2 separate regions of the Homo sapiens genome follow, and region 1 is linked to region 2. A link is a loop called in an ENCODE intact Hi-C map of the cell type or tissue named here. Cell type or tissue: endothelial cell of umbilical vein. All regions are shown on one strand. Links, peaks and the distances in the headings refer to the core of each region. The heading gives the core; the rest is flanking DNA.

Region 1 (2,920 bases), core at 299-2,798, 180 kb before region 2:
CCAGTGACTGTCATATAAACCTTTCTTATTTGAGCTAGGCTTGAACAGACGTGACCTAGAAGAAACTGAACATAAAGAGAAGGGGGTGGGGGGCTAGTTTTCAAGTTGGGGAACCTGATAGTGAAAAGTCACAGATGGAGAAAATTGCTCTCAGAAAAACTGTTTGGATTGCTTTCCTCTTGTTGCACATGTACCATGCATTTCTCAGCTTGGGGTACTACATTTTGTGGAAAGTTAATCTATCTATCTTTCCACATCTGAATTAATCATTCTAGGAAAGAATACTTATTCCTACTCATTTCCTTTATGATGTCCAAATGGTTGCAGGATCATAATCTATTGTGCCACCTTTATTTCTAGAAGTACAACTAATATGTTCACATTTTCAAATAAATAATACTCCCCGTAAGTAATAACTGCAACCAATCAGTGTTATTCAGTGCTATGCCTCCTTGTAATGGGTAGTTATTAATTATTTTCAGAGCTTTCCGGAAATACTGTCCTAACTGGCTATGTTTAGGATCTTTGTTATCTCTGAAGACAAAGAAAGAAGCTAGGACTCTTAATTTTGGGGTGCTTCTTGACTCTTAGTTGGGAAACTGAAAATATTTCCAACCTTTTACCCACGTCAATGGCATATTCTGGGAATCACCACCACCACCACCACTACCACAGAAAGAGGCTGGAGGCTCCTGTACCCTGTTCATTCCTTAAGGGCCCTGCTTCCCTTAGTAAGTAAGTAAGTTGGTCTACGGCCCTAAATATGCAAATGAGAGCTGAAGGTTTTTAAAAGGTAGAAAGGAAAAGGGCAAGGGCTTCCACCCCTGCTTTAAAATGATTTATTTATTCTCTGCTTGTATTTCTTGTGGAGAGAGTAAGGATAGAACCAACAAGGGGCTGAGTAGCTGAGAAAGGGGCCACCCAAGAGTGAAACATACTTTATACCAGAGGAGCAGTGGAGCCTCATGCAGCACATTATCATTTGTTATTTGGGTTTAATAATAATTTTGACATCTTTTCACTCATACACAAAAAAAGTCAGAACTGGTGTTATTTACTGTTGATTTCATCCTCCTGTGTATGAAATAACAAGCCTAGAGGAATGAACTAGTGCTACTGAACTGTTTAAATTATTTTTGTGTTAATAGTACACTTTGAGTATCTTTTTCCACATTAAAAACTTTCTGAATTATAAATGTTTTCCTTACATTATTTAACAATGTACACTGTTAAAAATAAAAATAAAAATTCAAACTTTGGGGGTTTCTCAGCAGCCGTTAATTGTACATTTTGCACTAACTCTGGGTGTTGCGCTTCTTGTAAGATTGCGCTTTGTGCTTCAGTTTGTTACCTTTGTAGACTTATTTAATGAAACCATTCAAATAAACCAAACTTGCTTTTGTTGAGCTGTGGGGTTTCATTTCCAGAAGATTCCTTCACATTCTCACTGGCACTATTTTGAGTTAAGTGCAATTTATAACTGGATCCCTAATTCCTGGGAGCTCCTTTGCTGTCTCCTTAACTTCGAAAGGAATAGAAACGGTCGGCTGCCGGCTAGTACTTTCAGACTTCCTTATCTCAGGTTCACAGCTTCCCAAATGGGTCTGAGCCAAAAAATAGGAAGTCACTGCTTCAAGATTAGCCACAGCCCAGCCCAAAATAATACGTCTAAAAAAATTATTAAATTGGCTGGGCGCAATGGCTCATGCCTATAATTCTAGTACTTTTTACTTTGGGAGGCCGAGGTGGGCAGATCACTTGAGGTCAGTTTGAGACCAGCCTGGCCAACATGGAGAAACCCCGTCTCCTCTACTAAAAATACAAAAATTAGTCGGGCGTCGTGGTGGGTGTCTGTAATCCCAGCTACTCGGGAGCCTGAGGCAGGAGAATTGCTTGAATCCTGGCAGGCGGAGGCTGCAATGAGTCAAGATGGCACCGCTGCACTCCAGCCTGCGCTACAGAGCCAGACCCCCCCTCTCAAAAAAAAAGTTGTTAAACTGCAAACTTCATTATTTTGGGGGAAGAATTATGAAACATCTGAGCACTATGAAAAGCCAATTTATGGTCAAGGTGGGTTACATCTCACACCTGAAATGGGGAAGTAGAAACAGTTGCGTTTGAGCATCCCTAATTGAAATGCTCTGAGATCAGAAAATTTCTGAGCACTGACGTGATGCCAGAAGTGGAAAATTCCACACGTGACCTCGTGTGACAAGTCGCAAAGCACCAGGCATACAACAGTTTATGCAGCGACCCTAAGAGAAAAAAAAACCCAGCCCTCTTCAGCTGCAGTGTATCTTCTTATACAAAAACTCTGTTTCATGCACAAAATTATGTGTATGAGGCATATACACGAAACACAGGTGAATTCCACGTTCAGACTTGGGTCCCATCCCCAAGGTCTCATTATGTGTATACAAATATTCAAAAAATGCAAAACAATTCTGGTTTCAAGCATTTCAGATAAGCAATATATATATATTCTATTTTGTTAATAAGGTATACGATTTGCTTTCTCAAAAATGCCTTTTCTGGCCAGACACAGTGGCTCACACCAGTAATCCCTGTATTTTGTAAGGCAGAGGTGGGAGTATCACTTGGGCCCAAGAGGTTGTGGAGAGAGCTGTGTTTGCACCACTGAACTCCAGTCAGGGCAACACAGCCAGACCCCGTCTCAAAAAAAAAAAAAAAAAAAAAAACAAAAAACAGCCTTTTTTCGTGGTCTTAGATGATTATTTCCTTCCTTAGGAAAAAATGTCAGTCTTGAAACAATGCAGGATTGTAATGTCATAAATCCATAAATTATTTATATTAAATGAAGATTGTAGCCTGGATTGATACAAAGTAGTGAAAAGCACTGCTCCAACCTTTTTCCTGTCGTGATCCACAGTGCTTAATGTGGGCAACATTAAAGGCATGG
Region 2 (2,920 bases), core at 262-2,761:
ACAAGGGAGTATAGTAAGGAATTTAACTGCTGTAATCTAGATTAGGGGAATGGGGACTTGAAATGATTGCTGGAGATGTACAGAATATCACTAGCGTATCAGGAAGCAGCACAAAGAATTATGGGCTGGCAATGCTAGGGTATCCAGAAATTTCATTAGTTATTGAATTATTGTCCATCTTTTAAAAAAAAGTGGCATTTAATCAATTCTTTTTTTTTTTTTTTGAGACGGAGTCTCGCTCTGTTGCCCAGGCTGGAGTGCAATGGTGCGATCTCGGCTCACTGCAACCTGCGCCCCCTGGGTTCAAGCGATTCTCCTGCTTCAGCCTCCCGAGTAGCTGGGATTACAGGCACCCATCACCAGGCCCAGCTAATTTTTCTGTTTTTAGTAGAGACGAGGTTTCACCATGTTGGTCAGGCTGGTCTTGAACTCCTGACCTCGTGATCCGCCCGCCTCGGCCTCCTAATATGCTGGGATTATAGGCGTGAGCCACCGCGCCCGGCCCACATTTAATCAATTCTAAAAGTCACAACTTTCCCTGTTTTAACAATGAAATTGAGTTAAGTGTTAACACTTGGTGTCATGTTAACAGTCTATATCAGCAAAGCAGCAGTCCTGGTATATTTGTTTGCCCGTGTATTCACAAATATAATCATGTCCATTCATTTTGTCATCATTTCAGCTGAGGTATGAGCATTGTTGGCATTTCCCATGTTAACTTTGTTGTTCAGTGTTTCTGCATAAATATTCTGTGAATCAGCATTGAAACAAAATTACCCGGTATGGAGAAAGTTATGAAAACAGTTTATGATGGTATGTGATTAAACTCTGTTTAAATAAGTTTAAAAAAACTAACTCTTGCAATCAGTATTAAGTAAAAATTCTAGGGCGGGTGCAATGGCTCACGTCTGTAATCCCAGCACTTTGGGAGGCCAAGGCGGGCGGATCGCCTGAGGCCAGGAGTTCGAGACCAGCCTGGGCAATATGGCAAAACCCTGTCTCTACTAAAAATACAAAAATTAGCTGAGTGTGGTGGTGCACGCCTGTAATCCCAGCTCTTTGTGAGGCTGGCACATGGTAATTGCTTCAACCCAGGAGGCGGAGGTTGCAGTGAGCCAGGATTGCACCACTGCACTCCAGCGTGCAGAGTGACACTCTGCCTCAAAAACAAACAAACAAAACCCTAAATTTATGATAAAGTTTTGTGTCATGATTTATTTGGAGGCATTTCCACTATTTCTTTTCAGCATGTACAACAGTGGTGTGTCTTATAATCAGTGGCATCTTAGATTTGATGAAATAAGATAGCATTAAAATGGCATTTGTAGCTATTAGTAGTAACATTTGTAATTAGTTTTACGTTTTCTTTATTAACATGATTTTGTAGCTGGCAGGTAAATAATTCTCCCCCCCAAAAGCCGAGAGGTAAAAAGTAAGATTTCAATGAAGCATTGTATTTTCTGTTTGTACTCAAATCACATTGTTGTTTGACCGCTTATTCTTAGCTTTTGTATTATTTCGCTGTAGCTCCTTTCATTTGACTGTTAGAAGAGTGGGGACATCTCTTGGACAAATGCTGAATTACAGGCAAGACTTGGTTAGTGCTGAGGGCTTGACAGGTGATTCTGTTATACACCAACATTTGAGGCCCCAACTTTGGTTTTCAGTCCGCTAGCAGAGGATACCTAAGTTGGCTGTGGAATTTTTGGGTCTTCAATCCATATGCATACCAAACATTGTCTATAGGCCAACTAAATAATATATTTCAGTATGTGCTCCTACTTACTTAAATGCTGGTATGCTATTGTGATTAATAAAATACAACTTTGTTTTAAAACATTATTGCAGCCTACTAGTTTTTTGTCTGTATTTTAATCAACAAACCGTATTAGTACAACTGCTATCGTGTTAGGTTTGCAAAAATCTTTGAGGTTAAAAGTGCTAATATTTGAATATGTTCTAGGCTAGGGAATTCTGAATCTAACTAGCATATCTGAGGACTGCTTGTCAGTTTGTCAGTATTACTGGCAGATAGAAGGTATAAGCAGAGGAGATTAAAGAAAAAAAGAAACATATATATATGTTTATGTGTATTTATTTATATATAAATATATATTTTTCTATATATAAATGTATATTTTTCTATATAAATATATATATTTTTCTATATATATATATATATATATATATATAGAAAAACATAGAAAATGAATAGGAATTTAAAAAGAAATTTTTTTTTTTTTTGAGACATAGTGTGGCTCTGTCGCCCAGGCTGGGGTGCAGTGGTGCAATCTCAGCTCACCGCAACCTCCGCGTCCCGGGTTCAAGCAATTCTTCTGCCTCGGCCTCCTGAGTAGCTGGGACTACAGGTGCCTGCCACCATGCCTGGCTAATTTTTGTATTTTTAATAGAGATGAGGTTTCACCTTGTTGGCCAGGCTGGTCTCAAACTCTTGACCTCAAGTGATCCTCCCGGCTCGGCCTCCCAAAGTGCTGGGACAACAGGCATGAGCCACCACACCCGGCCAAAAAAGAAAAAGAAATTCTTAGTTTGTCTTTTGTAGCAATTTTGGAAGATGAGAACAGTTGCATACCTTATTTATTTAAGTTATTCCTTCTCTCTCTTTTTTTTTTTTGGCAACAGAGTCTCGCTCTATCGCCCAGGCTGGAGTGCAGTGGTGCGATCTCAGCTCACCTCAACCTCCGCCACCTGGGTTCAAGTGATTCTCCTGCCTCAGCCTCCCAAATAGCTGGGATTACAGACGTGTGCCACCACACCTGGGCTAATTTTGTATTTTTAGTAGAAATGGGGTTTCACTGTATTGGTCAGGCTGGTCTCGAACTCCTGACCTCAAGTGATTCGCTGGTCTTGGCTTCCCAAATGCTAGGATTACGGACGTGAGCCACCGTGCCTGGCCCTT

Evidence for each region. Peaks named below come from ENCODE experiments on the same cell type or tissue, not always from the same donor. Only the 100,000 strongest peaks of a DNase experiment are listed, where the experiment ranks them.
Region 1: a loop joins it to region 2, with 5 times the contacts of the local background. A loop is called at or near these places in 6 of 110 quality-filtered maps.

What each region holds. Positions count from the first base shown.
Region 1 is chr12:910,047-912,966 of GRCh38, forward strand. WNK1 (WNK lysine deficient protein kinase 1) reads left to right here. Exons shown (of 28, transcript NM_018979.4): 28 at 1-1,406. It overlaps RAD52 (RAD52 DNA repair protein), which reads right to left. Exons shown (of 12, transcript NM_134424.4): 12 at 1,690-2,920. Among named protein-coding and RNA genes, the nearest start is that of RAD52, 38 kb to the right of the region's middle. In endothelial cell of umbilical vein, for the core only: no CTCF peak of the experiment used is centred there; a DNase peak (open chromatin) is centred at 1,595; H3K27ac peaks cover 293 bases.
Region 2 is chr12:1,091,793-1,094,712 of GRCh38, forward strand. All of the region lies in intron 3 of ERC1 (ELKS/RAB6-interacting/CAST family member 1), which reads left to right. Among named protein-coding and RNA genes, the nearest start is that of ERC1, 100 kb to the left of the region's middle. In endothelial cell of umbilical vein, for the core only: a CTCF peak has its summit at 1,557; a DNase peak (open chromatin) is centred at 1,569.